Regions from separate parts of the Homo sapiens genome. Here region 1 is linked to region 2. Evidence: read pairs that join two places in POLR2A ChIA-PET (ENCODE). Cell type or tissue: A673. All regions are shown on one strand. Links, peaks and the distances in the headings refer to the core of each region. The heading gives the core; the rest is flanking DNA.

What was found. ChIA-PET counts read pairs that join two places held together with the same protein. Peaks named below come from ENCODE experiments on the same cell type or tissue, not always from the same donor. Only the 100,000 strongest peaks of a DNase experiment are listed, where the experiment ranks them.
Region 1: POLR2A ChIA-PET joins it to region 2 with 7 read pairs; 3 of 35 experiments call an interaction of 5 or more read pairs at or near these places.

Annotation. Positions count from the first base shown.
Region 1 is chr16:862,120-867,488 of GRCh38, reverse strand. The region is part of intron 10 of LMF1 (lipase maturation factor 1); the gene reads left to right. Among named protein-coding and RNA genes, the nearest start is that of LMF1-AS1, 56 kb to the left of the region's middle. In A673, for the core only: no CTCF peak of the experiment used is centred there; no DNase peak of the experiment used is centred there.
Region 2 is chr16:1,016,775-1,022,143 of GRCh38, reverse strand. No RefSeq gene overlaps it. Among named protein-coding and RNA genes, the nearest start is that of SOX8, 38 kb to the right of the region's middle. In A673, for the core only: no CTCF peak of the experiment used is centred there; a DNase peak (open chromatin) is centred at 2,723; H3K4me3 peaks cover 525 bases; H3K27ac peaks cover 1,674 bases.

The DNA of each region.
Region 1 (5,369 bases), core at 317-5,316, 150 kb after region 2:
GCCCCGTCTCAGCAGCCTTCAGAGCCCCCCAGCCCCCACCCCAGATCGCAGCCTCCTCGGTGCCTGGGGACCCTGGAGCTGGCCCAGAGGAAGGTTTGCCATCGTCAGGTCGTGACGGAAGCCTCTTCTGGCCAAGCACACAGTCGGATCATCTGTTTCTCAGCCAGGAGGTGCTGGAAAAAGTAATCATGTCAGAGCAGCTTCAGGTCCATCCATGAGTCCCAAAGTCTACCTGAAAGGATGGATACTGTGAAAACCAAGTGTGAAAAGCAGTAACTATTTTATGTGAACCAGTAATGAGTTAACATTTAGGGAAAACATTATTGAACACTGCCACACGGCACATCTCTCCCGTCTCCATGATACACATGTTTGGCAGCTGGAGCAGGTGGTACCATGACAGGCTGTGGCTAACCGTGGGCCTGCATTGAGTTCATCATCGACTTTAAAACTGGAAGATGGAACAGACACTTACCCCTGTTCCTCCCACTAAGTGCAACCAAGATCCCTGGACGTTATACATAAAACAGGAAGACCGAAGGTGAGAGAAGAGAGCCACCAGCAGGGCCCTCGGGACGGAGCCACAGCCCCAAAATGGTGGTGATCGCCTAGGCTTGCTTTCGGCCTCATTTTCTAGACTTGGGGGTGAGGAAACTGGAAACCCAGTAATGCCAGCAGATGCAGACAAGAAACACCTCAACAAAAATCTGCTCTCTCTGACTAAAGGGCCAGAAAAGAGCAGCCTAGCAAGACAGGAAATTTACATAAAATAATCACCACTCCAGGCAACACCACAGAAAAAACCATGGCCCCACCCACACCAGCAAGGTATGGAGTAGGGAGCCTGGACTCTCCTCCAAACGGCTCACTGGGATGCTACCAGAGGAGGCCAAATAGGAAGCTGAGATTTTCATCCAAGTGGGCAGGAAGGATCCCCCGCTTCTGTGGTATCAGTGGAGACCACACGAGGAGCCTGGACTCCCCCAACCCCTGGCAGTACTGAAGGGCTCCTCCCCTCCAGAGTGGTATTACGTAATAGCTACCAGAAAGTCAGGACCTTCACCACCACCCAGCCAGCAATGACTAGGCCACCCCCGCCATAGTGTCATGGAGGCCTAGTGCAGAGCCACGACTCCCACCCTACCCAGAAACAACAAGGAATACTCCCAATGCGTCCACTGGAGTTCTACCCCAACCTGGCAGGAGCAAGGTAATACCCCTGTCTCTACCAGCATGAGGTCAGAAGAAGTCATCTAAAGCAGAAGGTTTAAATAAGATCCAAAATCTCCTAATACACAAAATGTTCAGTTTTCAGTGGAAAAATTACTTGTCACAGCAGGAAACAGGAAGACATTGGTGAAAAAGGACAGTCGACAGATGATAGCACCAAGATGAGGGAGGTATTAGAGTGACTTCACAGAGATGTGAATGCAGCCGTCGAAAACGCATGCAGTAATTATGAACACAACTGATAAAAAATACAGCCTCAGCAAAGAAATCGGTTTTTTAAAGAACCAAATGAAAAGTTTAGAAGTGAAAAATATAACTGACACAAAACACTCGACATCTGAATGGTGAGGACAGAGGAAAGAATCAATAAACTTAAACATAGAAAGTACCCAGTGGGAACAAGTGAGAGGACATAGACGGGGAAAAACAGCAAGAGCCCCAGGGATCTGTGGGACTGAGACTGTAACAGAAGATCCAGAATTCATGTCATCAGAGTCCTAGGAGGAAGACAGAGTGAGCTTTAGGGCTGAAAATGTACTTGGAGAAATAAGAACTGAAAACTTCCCAAATTTGGCAAAACGGACAAACCTACCGAGTCAATAAACTGAGCAAACCCTAAATAGGAAAAACCCAAAGAAATTCAAACCTAAACACATCAAAGTCAAATTTCTAAAAACCAGAGATAATAAAACATTGCCAGCCTGGCCAACATGGTGAAGTCTCGTCTCTACAAAAATAAAAAATGAGCGAGTATGGTGCCACACGCCTGTAATCCCAGCTACTCAGGAAGCTGAGCAGGAGAATTGCTTGAACCTGGGAGGCAGAGGTTGCAGTGAGCCGAGATCACACCGTTGCCCTCCAGCCTGGGCAACAGAGCGAGACTCAATCTCAAAAGAAAAAAGAAAAGACATGGGTAAATACAATAGACGTTCCTTCTCTTGAGTTCCAATCATGTTGGATGGTTAAGCAAAGGCTATAAAACTGTCTGAAGTAGTTCAAAGTTTATGTAGAGGAAGTAGTTAAGATAACTATAAATGGATGAGGGCAAATGGACATAGAGGTGAGGTTTCTATGCTTAACTTGAAGTGGTAAAATGACATCAGTAGACTGTAAGTTACGTGCCAAGAACAGCCAGTAAAAAACAACCTATACTAAGAGATACATTGGAACACACTATTGACAAATCAAAATGGAATTCTAAAACACTTACATAACCCATAGGAAAGCAGGTTGGGAAAAACAAAGAAATCAGAAACAGAACAGATGGGAAGAAGTAAAATGACCGACTGTATATTCAATGTAAATGGTCTAAATAAGCCAATTAAGAGATAAAGATTGGCCAGGTGCAGTGGCTCACTCCTGTAATGTCAGCACTTTGGGAGCTGAGGCAGGTGTATCACTTGAAGTCAGGAGTTCAAAATCAGCCTGGCCATCATGGCAAAACCCTCTTTACTAAAAATACAACAATTAGCCAGGCATGGTGGTGCATGCCTGTAATCCCAGCTACTCGGGAAGCTGAGGCTACAGTGACCCAAGACATGCCACTGCACTCCAGCCTGTGCGACACAAGACCCTATCTCAAAAAAAAAAAAAAAAGATAGTAACTTAAATATATGCATAATGAGCTTATGCCCTGATAAATGCAGCATAAGTTGAAAATGTAAGTCAAAAATGAGTTTAATACACCTACCAAACATCCGTCGTAGCTCAGCCTAGCCTACTACCTTAAACGTGCTCAGAACACTTACATTAGACTACACTGGGCAAAATCACCTAGCACAGGCCTGTTTTGTAATACAGTGTTGAATATGTCATTTACTGAATACTGTATGGAAGTGAAAACAGGATAGTTGTCTGGGCACTCACAGTGCGGTTCCTACCGAGTGCGTATCCCTCGCACCATTGTAAAGCTGAAAAACTGTCAGTGGAACTCTCATAAGTTAGGGACCCTCTGTATAGGCAGGTTGAAAGTAAAAGGATAGAAAAAAATATGTGACTATTAATGAAAATAAAGGATTCATTGTATTAACCTCAAAGTAGACCTCAGTGCAAAAATTATTGGAGACAAAGACGGACAATGAGAAAAGAATCAACCTGCCAAACAGATGTAGCAATCCTAAGTGTGTGCACTAAGCACAGATCTGCAAAACATGTGAAGAAAAAGAACTGAAAGGAGAGCTCGACAAATCAACAATTACGGCTGGATGTTTCAACACCCTTCTTTCAACAATAGGTAGAATAACTAGATGGAAATTCAGCAAGAACATAAAGGAGCACCATCATCGACAGGCAGGGCCTAATGATGTTTATAGAATATGCCACCCATTGCACTGAATGACATGTCACATTTTCTGGGATGTAGTTAAACTAGTGATGAGAGAGAAAGCACCAAATGCATACATTAGAAAAGAGACCTGAGATTTTAGAAAGAGGAAGGATCTCAAATCAATAATCTGACATCAGCTGGATGCCGTGGAAGCACCTGTAGTCCCAGCTACTCAGGAGGCTGAGGTGGGAGGACTGTGTGAACCCAGGACGTTAACGCCAGCCTCTTGGCATCAGGCAGCACAGGAAGACCCCATCGCTTAAAAAATAATAATAATCTAGCTCAAGATCACATGAATAACTAGGAAAAAATTTAAAGCAAGGAGCAGTAAGAAAATAGTAAAAAGCAGAAAATGAAACTGAAAACAAACAATAGAGAAACTTATTGAAACAAAGAGATGGTTCTTTTAAAAGACCAATAAAATCAGCAACCCTCTAGTAAGAATAACAAAAGGAGAAGATACGATTGCCAATATCAAAGATGAAAAAAGAGGTTGGGTGTGGTGGCTCATGCCTGAAATCACCGCACTTTGGGAGGCCAAGGCGGGTGGATCACCTGAACTCAGGAATTCAAGACCAGCATGGCCAACATGGTGAAACCCGGTCTCTACTAAAAATACAAAAACTTGGCTGGGCGTGGTGGCAGGTGCCTGTAGTCCCAGCTACTTGGGAGGCTGAAACACGAGAATTGCTCGAGCCGAGACTGCAGCACTGCACTCCAGCCTGGGCGACACCACAAGATTCTGTCTCGAAACGAAAAAGAGATATCACTACAGACCCTGCAATCTGAAAAGGATAATAAGCGACTACGACAAACATCTACATACATAAATTTTATAACTTGGATGAAATAGACCAATTCCTCAAAAAACACAAACTACCACAACTCACCTGGTATGAAATAATAATTTAAATAGCCCTATAACTAGAAATTGAATTTGTCATTTTAAACTCCAAAAAGAAATATCCAGGCTCAGATGGTTTCACTGGAGAATTCTAAGATTAATTTCCCAGAAAATAGAAGAGAAGGAAAAGCATCAATTTACGTTTTATTTATTTATTTATTTATTTTTTGAGACAGGTTCTCACTCTCTGTCACCCAGGCTGGAGTGCAATGGCACAAACATGGCTCACTGTAGCCTCGACCTCCTCAGCTCAAATTATCCTCCCGCCTCAGCCTCCCAGGTAGCTGGGACCACAGGCCCACACCACCACGCCTCACTAATTTTTTTAGTTTTTGTAGAGACAGGATCTTGCCATGGTGCCCTGGCTGGTCCCAAACTCCTGGGCTCAGGCAGTCCTCCCACCTCAGCCTCCCAAAGTGCTGGGATTACAAGCATGAGCCACTGTACCCAGCCTCAATTTATTTTATGAAGCTAGTGGTTCTCTGATACCAAAACCACACAAAGATAATACAAGAAAATAATATTACAAGCCAATATCCCTCAGTGATATAGACACAAAATTTTTTAACAAAATATTACTAAATAGACTGGGCACAATGGCTCACACTTGTAATCCCAACACTTTGGGAGGCCGAGGCGAGCAGATCACCTGAGGTCAGGAGTTCAAGACCAGCCTGGCCAACATGGTGAAACCCCATCTTTGCTAAAAATACAAAAATTAGCTGGGCATGGTGGTGGCTGCCTATAATCCCAACTACTCGGCAGGTGGAGGTTGCAGTAAGCAGAGATGGTGCCACTGCACTCCAGCCTCGGCAACAGAGTGAGACTCTGCCTCAAAAAAAAAAAAAAAATTACTAAATAGAATTTGCCAATATATAACAAAGAATTCTATGCCATGACCAAGTAGGG
Region 2 (5,369 bases), core at 311-5,310:
AGCCCTGGCCAGCTCCTCAGAAAAGAAAAACCAGCTTTTGCTTCGCCGGGGTCCCTGACAGCTGGACTCCGAGCCTGCAGCCCTCACGGTCCGGCCACACGTGCCCAGGGGCTCTGTACAAGTACAGGTCCCCACCTCAGCTGGGGAGGGGACAGGAACAGGCGCCAGGGGGTGCAGGAGCAGCTGGGCCCGCGCTGGGGTGTGGGAGGGGCCGATCGCAGGGGGTGCTTATACTTGAGGTGCCAGACCCCCAGGGGACGTGTGAAGACTCCCGCTCCCTAGGGAAGGACGGAGACCTGGGGTGAACAAGCTGCTGACGGGGTCCAGGACCCAGCCAAGGGGTGGAAGCCACTATGAGCCCAATACCAGGACCTGGGCCAGGAAGGGCCGGGCCGCTGGCCAGAGTGGGGACGGCTCAAAGGCAGGTGGACCCCAGAGTCCTCCTGTGGCCCGTCCTCGGCTCTCCTCGTCCTCCCTCTGTGTGCAAGCACTGCCGCCAGCCCAAGGCAGGCCCTACTCCACCCGGACCACGGCCCTGCACCCCTGCCGCACCCTCCACGGCAGCCCCACCACGCAAGCAGGGCCACCTCCGCAGCCGAGTGCATCATTCCAGCTAGGAAACCCCCACGTCCCTCCTTTGCCGGGGAATTTGCAGAAGCAGAAGTTTGCTCAGATACCTCGAAACCCCCGGCAAGGGTCACGGCGGGGTGAGGGCTGCAGGCCTTTGCTCCCGAGTTCCCCGTGGGCCTTGGGAACAGACGCCTTGGAAGCAAATTCCGGGAACTCCCAGCTCCCGGGCTCAGGGGTGAGAGGGGGGTCTCCAGGGGGTCTCGACAGCATAGCCCGGGTTTTCTTCCTGGGTGTGGGGACACAGGCCATGGGGGCAAGGCCAGGGGAGGCGGGTGCAGGCACAACCCCTGTCCGCCGTGTGACTCGGGCGAATCACTTCTCCTCCCTGAGGCCGGCTCCCGCCTCCACCTGGGTCCCCCTCCCGACTTGGGGGCAGCATCCGCAGGGGTGGACGCCATGCTTCCCAGCGCCCCGCCTGCCTGCTGGGAGTGGGCTGCGGCCTTGCTTATCTATCAGCCCCTGGCGTGAGCTGGGACGGGGTTGCCCCCTGCCCCTACCCAGCTGGGCCGTGTCTGGCTTCAAACAGCCAAGGAATAATGGACGTTCGCACGGAGCCGATCAAAAACCCCTCCTAGGGTGACCCCTCATCAGGCTGGAGCCAGGGCCAGAGGTCAAACTCATTAGCTCAGGTAGCATCTGCCACCCCCAGTCCTGTCCCCAGGACGTCCGCAGGCCCTGGTGCCCACTGGCTTTGTGGGGTGACCGGAGGTGACAGAAGGGAGGTGAGAAGTCTGGTCTCCCCCTGAGGCTTTCCCCCTGCCATGGGTGGGGTGAGCCTCCCCACCGCCTGCCCTCCCTCCACCCTCGTGCTACAAAAGGCCCCCCCAGGGCTGCTGCCCTCAGGCCCCTGAGCCTGCCTGGTCCTCCCCTCCCACCCGCCCTGAGAGCAACACGCACTCACACCCCTCCCTGTGCACCAGGACCGCACAGAGCTGCCAGGGAGCTGCAGATGCCCCCAGAGAATCGTCCTTGTGCCCGGTAGCACCCAAAGGGTTTGTTATTCTGGGGCCCGAGGGCACAGCCAGAACGGGTCCTGCAGGTGGAGAGGGGCTGCGGGAATGCGTTTTTCTGGGAGGGGTCTGCTGGCTCCTGGGACACTGGGAAGCCAGCTACTGCCCCAGAGGTGGCCTGGAGGGACCTTCTGCAGACAGCTGCCCTGCCCCCCCTCTGGCTGTGCCCTGCAGAACCCAGAAGGGGTAGCTTACAAGGCGTGGAGTCAGCTCCACTGCAGCCAGTGGTCCTCACATATCTGGCCAACAGGCGAACCCACAGGGCTGTCACCTCTGCTACCTGAGGGCCCGACGGGGAGTTCTCGACCGTGTCCCGGCCAAACCCAGCGCCTCCAGACACCAGCAAAACAGCCACATGCACCCCGCGCTATCAGCCACATGCCTCATGCATCTGACCCCAACAGACCACGCCTGTAGAGCTTGGGGAGAGGCTTCAGCGATCATTGCAGCAGGAAGCCGGCCAGAGAGGCGGCCCGATAGAAAGTCACGGCTGCCAGACACTCAAAGGCACTTCGAAAGAGAAAGTCAACGGGACAGGTCCCAGGCATATTTAGGAGCCGCAAAGCCCAGCTGCGAAGTGGGGTCCCCGTGCGCGAGGCCTGCAGGCGCCTGCGCCCTCCGCTGCCTTCCCTCAGGGCTCTGATGGGTTTGCCATTTCCTAGCACGTGGACGGGAAAGGGCCCGTGGGCTGGGGGTGACCGGACGGCGGGGGGTCAGGACAGCGCCTGTGGGGGTGGCCTTCCGGCTCGACTCAGCCGAGACGCCAGCGCAGGGCCAGGGCCGGGGCTGCTGCCGGCCGGACACCCGTGCTGTACGGCGCTCCTCGCCCCGGGGCTTCATCTGCCCTTGCCGGAGCCTTCCCGGCTCGCTGGTTTGTGGCCGGCTTAATCCCACACTAATTAGATTTCTGCGCTGGTGATGAAAGGGCTCCGTGCGTGCCAGCCTGCTGGCCGGCCCAGCCCACTGCTTGTTTTGCACAGAATTTTAATTGTTTCCAAATTAATCCTCAGAATCGAGTGAGCTCAGCGCAGATAAGCCAGCTGCAGGGAGGGCAGAGTGCCGCGTTCCCATCTTCCCAGCCAGCGCGGCCGCCGCTCCCGTGGGGTGGCACGGGGAGGCCGCCTTCGGACATGACGCGATCGCCCAGCAATGTCCTGTGCCTCTTCCCGCTCAGCGGCTCCGAGAGCCCCGCCAGGCGCCCGGCTCTCGGGGAGTTTTCCTTCTGTTTGCTCTTGGCTCAGCTTCCCTCTTAATCCTATTTTCGCCAGTTTCTATCCAATTTAAGACAGCTCCTGTAAGTCAAAATTAATTACCCCGTGGGCTTCCAGCCCTGTGGTCTCGCTGCTCACTGTTCCTGCAACCTGGGGCTGGGCTCCAAAAGGAGGAGGGGAACACACCCCCAATGTGAGGGGGGCTGGGGGCCCCACCCCCGAACCAGACTGAATGTGGGGCGAGGTCCCCACCCCACATTTCAAAGGACCAGGCTCCTCCATCAGGAAGTCCTCCCTGACTGCCTCAATCTTCCTGAGCTCCCCTGACACCTAACGCTGGGCACACTCTTCCCACCACACCTGTGCCTGCCCATGCCCACATCCACGCATGTGTGTCTGCACCCACCCAGCTCACCAAGGGCCTGGGCTCCATCCACGCATGTGTGTCTGCACTCACCCAGCTCACCAAGGGCCTGGGCTCCATCCACACATGTGTGTCTGCACCCACCCAGCTCACCAAGGGCCTGGGATCCATACCAAATGTGTTCAGCCACATAGAAATGAATAAAGGCCAGGCACAGTGGCTCACACCGGTAATCCCAGCACATTGGGAGGCCAAGGCACGGTTGTTTGAGCCCAGGAGTTTGAGACCAACCTGGGCAACATAGCGAGACCCCATCACTACAAGAAATACAAACATTAGCCGGGTGTGGTGGCGTGCACCTGGAGCCCTGACTACCCAGGTGGCTGGGGCAGGAGGATGGCTGAGCCCAGGGAGGTTGGGGCTGCAGAGAGCGGTGATGACGCCACCGCACTCTAGCTGGGGGAGTGACAAAGGGAGACCCTGTCTCAAAAAAAGAAAATAAATAAGGACACCAAAAGCAACAAAAGGCACACAAAATGTAGAGAGATATTTGAAGTTAAAGACTTTTTGTGTCTCACAGGCCACCATCGAGAAAGTAAAAAGACAACCCACCAAATGGGGGGAATATTTGCAAGTCATTTATCTGATAAGGGGATATATAATATCCATAATACATCAAGAGCCCTTACAAGTCAACAATAAAGGCCGGTTGCGGTGGCTCACACCTGTCATCCCAGCTCTTTGGGAGGCCGAGGCTGGTGGATCACCTGAGGTCAGGAGTTTGAGACCAGCCCGGCCAACGTGGCGAAACCCCATCTGTACTAAAAATATAAAAATTAGCCGGGCGTGGCGGCGGGCATCTGTAATCCCAGCTACTCGAGAGGCTGGGGCAGGAGAATTGCTTGAACCAGGTAGGTGGAGGCTGCAGTGAGCTGAGATGGTGCCATTGCACTCCAGCCTGGGCAACAAGAGCGAAACTCTGTCTCAAAAAAAGAAAAAAGGAAAAAAGAAAAAAAATAAAATAAAAAGACAAATCACCTAATTTAAAATAGCAAAGGATCGAAACAGACATTTCTCAAAGAAGATACACCTGTGGCCAACAAGCACGTGAAAAGATGCTCCGTGTCACCAGCCACCCGGGAAACCCAAATCAAAGCCACGATGAGAGGCCACCTCACACCCATGAGGATGCTTATGTCAGGAAAACCAGGCTGTAGGTGTTGGTGAGGATGCGGAGAAACAAGTCTTCACGCACTGCTGGCAGGAATGGAGAATGAGGCAGCCAGTTTGGAAAACAATTTAATGGTTCCTCAAAAGTCGGAACCTAGAATTAGCACATGACCTGGCAATTCCGTTCCTAGCCATCTACCCAAGATAACTGAAAATATATGTCCACACACACATTTGTATATGGATGTTCATAGTACTATTCACAATAGCCAAAAAAAAAAAAAAAATGAAAGCCACCCAAACATCCACTAACAATTGAATGGATAGATGGGGGACAGTTCACCCACGCAGCGGAACACTAGCCTCACAGAGGAAAGAGATTCTGACCCTTGCTACCGGATGGATGAACCTTAAAAACATGAGTTCAGTGGGAGAAGCCAGACACAAAAGGCCCCGCATCGTGTGATCCCATTTATGTGAAATGTCTTGAATAGGCAAACCTGCAGCGACAGAAAACAGATTGGTGTTTGTCTAGGGCTGAGGGAATCAGGAGTGGGAGGATCCGGAAATACTGATGTCTAAAGGTTGAGTGATTTCTTTCTTTGTTTTTATTTTTTATGATTTTTTTTTTATTTTGAGACGGAGTCTCGCTCTGTCGCCCAGGCTGGAGTGCAGTGGCGCAATCTCGGCTCACTGCAAGCTCCGCCTCCCGGGTTCACTCCATTCTCCTGCCTCAGCCTCCCCAGTAGCTGGGACTACAGGCACCCGCCACCACGCCCAGCTAATTTTTTGTGTGTTTTTAGTAGAGACGGGGTTTCACTGCGTTAGCCAGGATGGTCTCATGATCCGCCCGCCTCGGCCTCCCAAAGTGCTGGGATAACAGGCGTGAGTCACCGTGCCTGGCCAAGGTTAGGTGATTTCTTTTGGGAGGTGATAAAATGTTCTAAAACGGATCATGCTTAGTTCGCACCACATGCTGGCATC